2 separate regions of the Homo sapiens genome follow, and region 1 is linked to region 2. The links are chromatin loops, found by intact Hi-C in ENCODE. Cell type or tissue: B cell. All regions are shown on one strand. Links, peaks and the distances in the headings refer to the core of each region. The heading gives the core; the rest is flanking DNA.

Region 1 (8,629 bases), core at 2,727-5,226, 660 kb after region 2:
TCCATTTCTCATCCATTTAATTTAAAGTAGCTTGCATCTACCTTAGGGTCCAGGGTACACAGCAAGGAGCGACACAGAAAATTGAAGAGCTTGTTCATTTCCTTTGCCTCTATTCCACCATGGTTGCTCTGCTCCCAGGTCCCCAGACTCTCCCATGTTCTCATGTCTCATTCAACGTCTGACTGTAAACCATAAAAAAGAATGAAATCATGTCTTTTGCAGCAGCATGGATGGAACTGGAGGCCAATATCTTAAGTGAAACAACTTCGAAACAGAAAATCAAATACCGCATGTTTTCACTTATAAGTGGGTGCTAAATAATATGTACACATGGACATACAGTGTGGAATAATAGACACTGGAGACTCAGCAGGGTAGGAGGATGGGAGGGGAGTGAAGGATGAGAAATTACTTCATGGGCACAATGTACATTATTCAGGTGATGGTTACATTAAAAGTCCAGACTTTGCCATTATGCAATGTATCCATGTGACGAAACAGCACTCTTAACTCTTAGAGTTAGACAAATTGACACAAATCTCCCTACCCAAGTGTCCAGGGAGAAACTCTCAGCCTTCAAGGACACCTTAGGCTTCCTGAAATGAATTTTCCTACAATGTTTTACTAATGGGTAACATCTTTAAAACAGAATTGTTCGGCCAGTCGCGGTGGCTCACGCCTGTAATCCTAGCACTTTGGGAGGCTGAGGTGGGTGGATCACCTGAGGTTGGGAGTTCGAGACCAGCCTGACCAACATGGAGAAACCCTGTCTCTACTAAAAGTACAAAATTAGCTGGGCGTGGTGGCGCATGCCTGTTATCCCAGCTACTCAGGAGCCTGAGGCAGAAGAATCGCTTGAACCCGAGAGGCAGAGGTTGTGGTGAGCCAGGGTCACGCCATTGCACTCCAGCATGGGCAACAAGAACAAAACTCTGTCTCAAAAAAAGAAAAAAAAAAACAACCCAGAATTGTTCTTAAATTCATTTCACCACTTTATGAAATAATCTGCAGAGATTTATCTTATCACAGATTTCTTTAAAGTGTTTCTTTTTCACAATAAATCACCTGTAAAACTATACATAAGCCATGGCAAATAACTCTTGGTAAAACTATTTTCTTTCTAATTAATACAAAATTATGATGGTAAAGAAGTGAGAATTTGAAAGATTTGAGCTCTATGACTTTTTTTTTCTTAAGGAAAACACAATGCAGCCCTCATTTAACAATGCGTTTTGGTGTTTTTGAACCAGTTCCTTCTCAGTGTTATCTGATTTTGGCAAACATACCGGAAAGACAAGATTACAGTCCCCACACTCTCTCCTTTCCAATCTTTCTGGAACCTTATTTGTATCTCTATGTCAACAGAGTGAAGAAAAGATAGTGTTTTATTTGAGCAGCCCACAGCTACTGGCATACTTCTTAATTAGTGTCTGTGACCAGTTAGCATTGTTTAGATTTCATTCAACACACTTCCCCAGAAACACAGTGCTTCGTGGCGGCTGCGGTATGCACCAGCTGTCTTTAATCTCTCAGGACCCAATTCACAGACCAAAAATTCTGTTATGAGCACAAATCTCTGAGTGGGCATTTGTTTATTTTCTGCTTAGGAGACAACTTCCATATATCTCTGCCATTAAAAATAAATCAGTACATAAAATAAATACTCAAACAAATACAACAGATCAAAAGCTGAGTAACTCACTTCCAACTAAACTGAACTAAAGGCTTGGCTCATGGAAGTGCCACCTCTGTTTGGTCAAGAAAATACTGCTCTTCTCTTAGAAATAATAAACTCATCCTTAAAAGCCAGTTTGAAGACTAAACATACCCATGACAAAGAAAAAGGACAAACAAACTTATGGCTTCAGGCAAAAACGTCATTATTTCCATTGGCCAAGCCATGTACATTCCATTTCTTTTAGAAGTGTTCTACTGAATGGCATCTTAATTTATCTCTTTTTTTTTTTTTTTTTTTTGAGACAGAGTCCCGCTGTGTAGCCCAGGCTGGAGCACAGTGGCATGATCTCGGCTCACTGCAACCTCCACCTCCCGGGTCCCAGTTCAAGCAATTCTCCTGCCTCAGCCTCCCAAGTAGCTGGGATTACAGGCATGCACCACCTTGCCCAGCTTACTTTTGTATTTTTAGTAGAGGGGGGGTTTCACCATGTTGGCCTGGCTGGTCTTGAACTCCTGACCTCATGATCTGCCCACCTCGGCCTCACAAAGTGCTGGGCATCTCCTCTTTTCCTAAATGTGCAAACAGAAATGTCTGCAGACAATGCTTGCTCATGGACACCTGGATGAGTTCTCCTCATTCTAACACTTGGAACAACAGAACACATGACCACCTTGTCAAGATTATGTGGAAGTTAACGGCAGCAGTGAGGAGATCCCACACCCCACTGTGTGTCCTGACTCTTCTCCCTCAGGAACTTACACACATCATTTATGTGACTTCATCATTTTCTTATCCCAGCACCCAGTACAGTTTCTGGCATGCAGTGGGTTGTCAACAAATGATTGTTTAACTAATACTAGGAAGTAGCACTTACATACATGTTTATTATTTGCCAGGCACTATTCCAAGAGCCTTGCAAGTATTAACTGCTTAATCTGCGCAACAGCCCCATGGAATAGCTGCTATTATTGCTCTATTTTACAGATGAGGAAACTTGAACATACAGAGGCAAAGCAACTGGCCCTTCAATAGCAGAGATGGGATTTAAACCCAGGAATTCAGGTTCAAAAGACATAGTCTTGATTACCACACTACACTTTCTCTGCCCACATCCCAGCCTCCAGGCCTTAATTTCCTCATGTAACTAGATGGTCTCTGAGGTTCCTTCGAGTTGTGTAGAGTGCGATTCTAGTCTATAATTCTTGGATAACCAGTGGGGCATAGAGAATCCTCTATTACCTATTCATCCCCTCAGAACATTCCCAAGCCTTAAACTCCTGCTAAGATTACATAAGACAGCATGGAGCCATGGTTTGCCCTTTTCCTAAAAGAAGAAGCTTTCTGTGAAAATACAACTATTAGGGCAACAAGAAAACTTCTCATGGGCCCAATTCTTTCAATATCATTTTAATAGACAAATAGGTGATAGACATGATAATGATTCCTAGAATCCCATTCAATAGCTGCACAAGATGAACCAGCACAAAGAGCTGGGACCTATGACAGCACAAAGGGTCTCTAATGCAATGTGGGATACCAGAAAGTGTAAGGCCAGTCCCAAGCTGGTCACCTAGGAAGGCATTAGGAAGCCATGAGATGAGAGTGAGGAAGTCAAGGCTATAAATGCGTGTGTGTGTGTGTGTGTGTGTGTGTGTGTGTCCCAAGAAACTAGACTATAAAGGAAAGCGGAAAGGGACAATGGCAACAACTGGAACACAAAGAGGAAGACAGATTTTTTTAAAGATAAGAAAAACATGTCTATAGTTTCCAAAGAAGTAATCTGTTGATAGTGAGAGGTAGAAAACACCAGACAGAGAGAGAATGGATCATGGATAAAATATGAGTCTGGTCAAGTTAGAGAGGTGGGTGTGAAATGGAGAAAATAATCTTGAAAAGCAGGAAAGGCACCTTTTCTCTTCACGAAGCTGAAATGAGAATGGGTCCCCACGTGGCCTCTACTGATTCTCTCCTCAGACTGGAATCTTAAGGTAGCTGGGCATAGGAAATTTAAACTATCCTTGGGGGCTCTGCTGACACCAAAAATAGCTTCTCTACGAAAAGCAAAGGAAAAGCTAGTTGCCAAATGTTAGTGGCTACTGTTGGGGGTATTAAAATTGAGTGCCAATAACTATTAACAGGTATTCACAGGTAGAAACAGAGAAGTCTGGGGCATGGGGGCCCCAAACAGCCAATGTTGCCCCCAACCAACTGTCCAGGTCCCTAAAGAAAATATATGTGGGAAAAAGAAAGCAATGCTAAATGACACTTTCTTTTTTTATTCCACAAATGTGTATTAAATACACTATGCACCAGGCACAGGTGCTAGGGATATAGCGATGAAAAAAACAGAGGCCTGCTCTTAAGGGATTTACATTCTATCTCCAAATTCATTAAGAGAAGTTTGACCTCAGATTGTCAGCCCCAGTTGCCTGTGTGGCCTGCCTCCGACTCAGAGACCACCCTGCCATGTTAGAATGGCTACACCTGCCAGCAAGGCACAAAAGAAAGTGAAAGAGACAGAACGTTTGCCCCAAAAGTGAAAGCAGAACTGGTGAAGGCCACCTGCCACAGCAAGGGAGAGAGGAGAAAGCTGCCCAAGACCTGGGGTGGGGGTGGAGGGGGGCAGGGGGAAGAGTGGGGGAAGACACAGAAGAAAGGATGCTTCTGGGCCTCATCCCCTGGGCAGTAGCCCTGACACTAGTGTCCTTTCTGGCCTCAGAAACCCCAGAGGGAGCCATAAGAGTCCACACCCAAGCATGCTAGGACCTAACTCAGCACAGTGGTAGTGGAAGCCTCACTGGGGAATATGAGATTCCCCATATTTTACCCTATCCTTAGGGATGATTCCCAAATCAACATTTAAAGGAAATGAAATCGGTCTTCAATGCTGTTAATAATCCTGACCCAATCTCTCTCTTTGATCTATTATTTGTCCTATGTACACTTTGTACACAGTGGTTTTCTCATTGGCTCCAGACTCTGCCTTGACCTGTGTATTCCCTTTGCCTTTGCTTCAAAAGTATAATCTCCCACCTGATCTGGCCTCTCTTCCTTTGATAGCTATTTACATGGTCTCTTCTTCTATCCCAACTATTCTGTGCACTTTCCCCACCAACCTCAGCCCATGTGGCTCTCTCCTTTCCCTGAGCTCTTCGGATGCCCACTATCTGTGGCTCTCCCTAAGATTTAGCATTTACCACCATGTTTATATGTCTTGTTCCCTTTCATCAATTATAATTCCATAAAGAAATCCTTGACAACCCCAAAACACCTAATCCATCACATTGCATATGTTTAGTATGCAATAACCGTTTTAATTTTTAAAACTACTTACACTGTGCTTACCTTACAGAGGATTTAAACAGGTGGTTTCAGTATACTTTGGTTGATGGATGGATGGATCAACTGACTGATTAAAGGTATTGCTTACCTTTATATATATTACGTATATATCATATATATCATATATATATAAAGTGAGGTTCACACAGTATGAAAGGTCCTCAGTAAATGAAGGAGATCACCATCGCCAACCTGCTTGATGGTGGGATGTAAGTTGTCTTTAAGTAAATTACAATAAGCATATACCTTTTGGCTGTGCAGGTGTGAAATCCAGGGTTAAATTTCCTCCTGCACCTACAACATACATAACGAAACAAATGTAGAAACAAATAATAGGGAAGTAAGTTATAGATGGTCCTTTAGAAGTCAATTTCATCTGCGCATCTAACCATAAAAGCAGCATCTGCTCTGCTAAATACAGGTGTTTTATATCCTTGTCATTAATTGGAGGGGACATTATGTCATCATACATCAACAGTTAAGGTTGGTGAAAGTGCCACTTATCTCAGGTGCTGTCATTAATCAGGTTCTTTTCAGCTTGGTGACTCCAGAGGCTCGTCTCGAAGCTGCTCTATGTGAATGGGTTTTCCCTGTAGGTTTGAGGTGTCCTTTTATTATCATTTTGAATGAAAACCTTGGGACCCAGACGTAAGAGGCCATTAAGGGAGCTGTTTCGATGCTTCAGAGAAGAGAGACATTTTCCTCCATCACCTTCATTGCCCCCACTCTCTGTGTCTCCACCAAGCAGCCACGGTGGAGAGGAAGGCAAAGCAGCACAAGCTGTTGTCTCATCACGGTTTAACCCATTACTGAATTTCAACAAACCAGTGCAGCTGGTGCTTCAACAGAGCTGGAAAGCAGCAGAGTCCTAGAAGGAAGCACTGTCTCTTTCTATCTGACACCGATGTCATCTAGGTGCCTTCTTGGCTACCTCAAACCCACAGTATGGTGTCCCTTCCAGACAGGCTTCTGGGACACATTCTTCCTTGTCTCTGCTTTCATTGAAAATATCTGTCCTTAAAATGTCTGCCCTTTATCCCATTCCTGCAAAGCCACTGGAAGTGGCGTAAGTTGTCAGGAGCAATAATGGCAGCCTATTTAAGTAATGATGTTATAATTTCAGCACCTTGAGCCTAAGAATTAAAGCAAATATGTTCAGGTAGCAACTTGCAAATTAATATGGGGAGTCAAGTCATTTGATCCATATCAAATTCTTACTCAGGGAGCTTCTACTCGGCTCTGAAAATAGAATCTCCTACCTATCCCACCTTGGTACCTGATTGTTTCAACATGTGCAGGAGACTGAAAGAATAAGGTGGGGAGTGTGCTTATGATTCATCTATTCAATAGATATGTGTTGAGTGTGAGGCACTGTGCAGGGAGAAGATACAGTGGTGTTCATGATCAGACACCATCCTTGCTCTCAAGGCTTTACAGTGTGGATGGATGTGATAGAAATGAACCAAATAGCAATCAAAAAATGTAAACTCTAAAGTGATAACTGTGATTAGTTCTCTAGAGGACAGCATTGTATATCTGGGCAAATATATGAACATACCATGATCTGGAGTAGGAATAGAAGTTGATCAAGGGAGGTGTGGGGAGGGATGAAGAGTGTCCCTAGAAAGGGAACAGCAAACACCAAGTGCTGTGCTAGGAGGAAGCATGAAGAACCCCAGAATTTGAAATGCCCTGGTGGTAGGCAAAATTCTAAGATCCTGCCAGGCTCCGTGGCTCATGCCTGTAATCCCAGCACTTTGGGAGGCTGAGGTGGGGGGATTGCTTGAGGCCAGGAGTTGGAGATCAGCCTGGCTAACATGGCAAAACACTGTCTCTACTAAAAATACATAAATTAGCCGGGTGTGGTGGCACTCACCTATAATCCCAGCTACTCAGGAGGCTGAGGCAGGAGAATTGCTTGAACCTCGGGAGGCAGAGTTTGCAGTGAGCTGAGACTGCGCCACTGCACTACAGCCAGGGTGACAGTGCAAAGTTCTGTCTCAAAAAAAAAAAAAAAAAAAAAAAGAATTATAATATCCCCCTAGGTCCCCAGTTTCTGGGACTGTGAATATGACGGATTTTACTCCCGAGGTTAGGTCATATATGATATGACACAGTGAGCATTTAGAAGGAAAGACTATCCAGGTAGTTCTGACATCATCCCAAAAGCCTTTAAATCTGAGTCTAGAAGTCAGAGGCTGAGGAAGTCAAAGATTCTGAGGACAAGAAGATTCAAATGGTTTCTGGCTTAAAGATGGAAGGAACCGCCTGGCAAGAAATATGGGCCACCTCTCACAGCCGAGAGAGACCCCAGTTGGCAGCCAGCAAGGAAATGGGAGTTTTCAGCCCTACAAGTGCAAGAATGCAAGAAACTGCATTCTGAATAGAAGAATGACTTTGTGTATCCATTTCTTAAGGCTGCCGTACCAAGGCACCACAGACTGGATGGCTTAAACAACTGAAATTTATTCTCATTGTTTTGAAAGCTAGAAGTCTGAGATTGAATGGTTGGCAGGACTTTTTGCCCTTAAAAGAGGGAAGTGTCTTTTCCAGGACTTTCTCCTTGGCTTGCAGATAGTCTATATCATCTCATCATAATCTGTCTCTTCACATCATCTACCCTCTAAGCATTTAGGAATTTGTGTCATAATTTGCCCGTTTTGTAAGGACCAGTCATGTTGGATTGGAGCTCATTTGATGAACTCATTTTAACTTGATGGCCTCTACAAAGACCATATCTCCAAATAAGGTCACATTCTGAGGTCTTCGGGGTTATGACTTCAACATATGAATTTGAGGTGGGGGCATAATTCAATCTGTAATTAAAGTGGATTCTTTTCTCAGAGCCTACAGATGAGAATTCAGGCTGGTCAGTTCCTTGATTCAGCTTTGTGATACCCTAAACAGAGCAGCCAGCCATGCCACGCCTGCACTTCTGACCTACTGTGAAGCTAATAAATGGGTGTTGTTTTAAGCTGCAAAGTTTGTGGTAATTTGTTGGGTAGCAATCAAAAAACATAGCACAGAAAAGGTTGGCAGGGCCAGGCCACACAGGGTCATGAAAGCAGGGGCAAAAAATTTTGTCTTTATCCTGAGAACAATGAGAAGCCACCAAAGGCATTAGGAATGTCATGCTCACATTCTGTTTCTCTTTTGGGCTTCTCTTTTTGCTCTTTGTCCTCTTTCCAAATAAAAATCCCAAAGGAGTGGGTGGCTGCAGAGAAAAATGGGAAGTTCCTTGTCCCACCTTAATCCTTAGGGCATATTATTAAAAAAAAAAAAAGGGAAAGAAGAGGAGAACAAGATGGAGATAAATTCCATTTTTTAAGGGCACATTCTGAGTCCAGTTACTATTCTGAAGCTTTCAGTGCATTTTCAGATTTAATTCTCACTATAAGCCTCTTCTAACCCCTATTGTAGTAACATGCCCAAGGTTATCAGCTAGGGGGAGTGTAATTGGAACTTGAATCCAGGCCTGCTGGCTCCAAAGCTCATTTTTAAAGCTCATTACTTTAAAACCATCCCCCTACCCTGTCTCACCAGTATTATTTTAATACAGCGTGATATATCATATCCAAGTCTTAGAAGAGTGCACAGATTACGCAGAAC
Region 2 (2,500 bases), core at 1-2,500:
CCACATTTTCCTGGGGAGATTTTCGTTTCGGTAGTTTTGCGTTGGGGGCGAAATCTGAATTGCATACTTTCTTTCCCCTCCCTTTTAAGTCACAGAATAGTATAACTGCAAACTTCGAAAAAAAAAAAGGGCAATTTTTGGGGGTGGATGTTGTTTTGTTTTTGCACTTGAGTTCCTAGGCACGCTAAGTCCCTGTTCGCCAGCACTGTAAGTTTTTAATTCAACATTTACCATTATAGGCCCTGCATGCTCTTAAAACATACTTTTTCACATCACTTTTTAGGATAAAATTTAAGCTTCATAATTCTATCGTTTCGTAATAACAAGCGTGCTTTATCCGGTATATGCAACATAAGCTATTTTAACGTGTGTTTGAAAAAAAAAACACACATTCTACAAATCCTGGTATTGCTAGATGTGCGAGTACATACACAAAATGCATGCACACACTTTTTCCCATTGGCAATTATTTAATAGGTTGTCCCTTTTGTTTTAATAAAACATCGGGATCGACATTTTAAAAATTAAATTCAATTACAAACAGTTTACTCTGACGGCAAATTGAAACGTTACCTTAAATGGCCACAAATATTCTCACAATATTCCAAGGAAAGAGACTTTAAAAAGAGAGACAAAAATCTTCTGCAAGTACTTAGTATCTCACATGTGTATCCCCAAAAAGTATTTTAACTGGTACTCAGTCCTGCTCCAGGGATATCCACAGATTACAAGATTATGCACCTGGCTCTGGTTTTTGCATTTTCCACCATAAAACTGCAACAAAATTCCCTCCCCCAAAAAAGAAATCATTAAAAAAAAATCCAACAACTTTTTCTTATTGTTTATAAAAAAAAAAATGAACACAGGATAGTTATAATTTTTCCTCAAACAATTCTTGTTGGTGATTTTTTTTCTTCTCTCATAAAGTCTTAAACTTGTTCCAAGTTTAGAGGTGTCTCATCATCATCATCCTCCTCCTCATCATCATCACCATGGACTCCCCCGTGGAGTCACATTGATAATAATAGGTTTCCCTGAAAGATACATTGTAATCCATTCACATCCGGGAACTGCGGGCTTATAAAGAGAAGGAGCTGCGGCCGCGGCTGCTCCTCCAGACAATGACTGGGAAGGGGCGGGGCGGGAGCAGGCGACCATAGAGTGGTAAACAGAGCGCCTAGAGAGGCGGCCAAGATGGCGGTGCTGGTCGACCACGCCTCCTCCGGGAGCGGAGGCGGGTGGCTGTTCTCGGGTAGGCGTCGCGCGTGGGGCGGCACTGTGGGAGTTCCCGAGGCCGAGGTCGTTCGCAGGCCCCATTTCCCTGCGCTCTTATTCGTGTTGCCGCTTCTTGGCCGTCCTTGCTCTTTGACACAAAAGTGTAGTTTCGGCACAAATTTACAAATTAAACTCCACAGACTTCCGCAGGGAAGTGAGATACCCCCAGGTCTCCCTGAGGAAGGCTCGGGAAAGACTGGGCCGGCCTCACTCACAGTAAGCCTGACCCTGGGTTCTCCCACTGTGTGGAGCCAGATTTCTCAGCGAGCCTTGGGCGGCATGGGAAAAGGCCTCTGGGCCAAGTTGGTCCTAGGCTGGAAGAGGGATGTGGGTCCTCTCCTCCAACTCCCCCACCCTATCTTCTTATAGAGCGCTGGAAGTGTGTGAACTTTCCAAGTCCAAAAAGTCTTCACTTGGCGAAGACCTTCATCTATTGCTTTGTAGACTCAAATGTAGTTTGTGCCATAAGCCACGACTGACTCAACCCATTTCTGGCCAAGCAGTTACCTTCTGTAGCCTGTTTTCTGGTCTGTGTAAAGCAAATAACGCCCACTTTACGAATTTTATAGTGGATACAGATAAAGATGAAGCCACCACGAAAGAAATAATTCCTTTTCATCTCTTAATTCCTTGCTAAATCAACTGATACCGCTAACCTAGCCAATGGAATTTTAAATGGAAATTTCCCTACTCCAAAACAATAGCTTTTAGTCTTTGCAACAGAAAAGCAAGTAATAATAATGACAGATAACACATGTGTTTACTATATGCTAAACAGTGTTCCTATAACTTCACAAATACTGGCTACTTTAAGCCTAAGAATAACCCTATGGAGTATGTATTACTACTGTAATTTGTATATTGGGCAACAGAAGCAAGTAAAATTGAGTAGCTTGACCCAAGGAAGAAGTTTTGTAAGTGGTACAAACTTAACTAAGTCACACAACTATATTGAGTGACAGAGCCCACCTTTGAAACCAGACAGTCTGTGATAACAGTCCACATTCAACCATATTCCTATATACCATCTGGCAGTGGGAACATCCTAATCTCCATTTGCTGATAAAAGTTTGTGGCAGTAACAGAGTTCAGATCAATTTCGGCGATCTTTTACTTACATGTAAGTTTTTACAGAACAAGAATTAAGGCATTTATTGGTTGTTTCCTGTACATTCACACATGGTGAAGATTCCTGTCTTCCATCCCCATTCGGTGTTCTCATCTC

The links. Peaks named below come from ENCODE experiments on the same cell type or tissue, not always from the same donor. Only the 100,000 strongest peaks of a DNase experiment are listed, where the experiment ranks them.
Region 1: it touches region 2 in a loop (6-fold over the local background); 3 of 110 quality-filtered maps call a loop at or near these places.

Annotation. Positions count from the first base shown.
Region 1 is chr18:56,244,599-56,253,227 of GRCh38, forward strand. No RefSeq gene overlaps it. Among named protein-coding and RNA genes, the nearest start is that of LINC03069, 58 kb to the left of the region's middle. RefSeq lists an enhancer at 4,103-4,242 and a silencer at 4,373-4,422. In B cell, for the core only: no CTCF peak of the experiment used is centred there; a DNase peak (open chromatin) is centred at 4,203; H3K4me3 peaks cover 544 bases; H3K27ac peaks cover 1,099 bases.
Region 2 is chr18:55,588,724-55,591,223 of GRCh38, forward strand. LOC105372126 (a long non-coding RNA gene) reads left to right here and starts at 1,176. Exons shown (of 3, transcript XR_935479.3): 1 at 1,176-1,252. It also overlaps a transcript of TCF4 not described here. RefSeq lists an enhancer at 1,054-1,283. In B cell, for the core only: no CTCF peak of the experiment used is centred there; a DNase peak (open chromatin) is centred at 1,208; H3K4me3 peaks cover 1,868 bases; H3K27ac peaks cover 1,841 bases.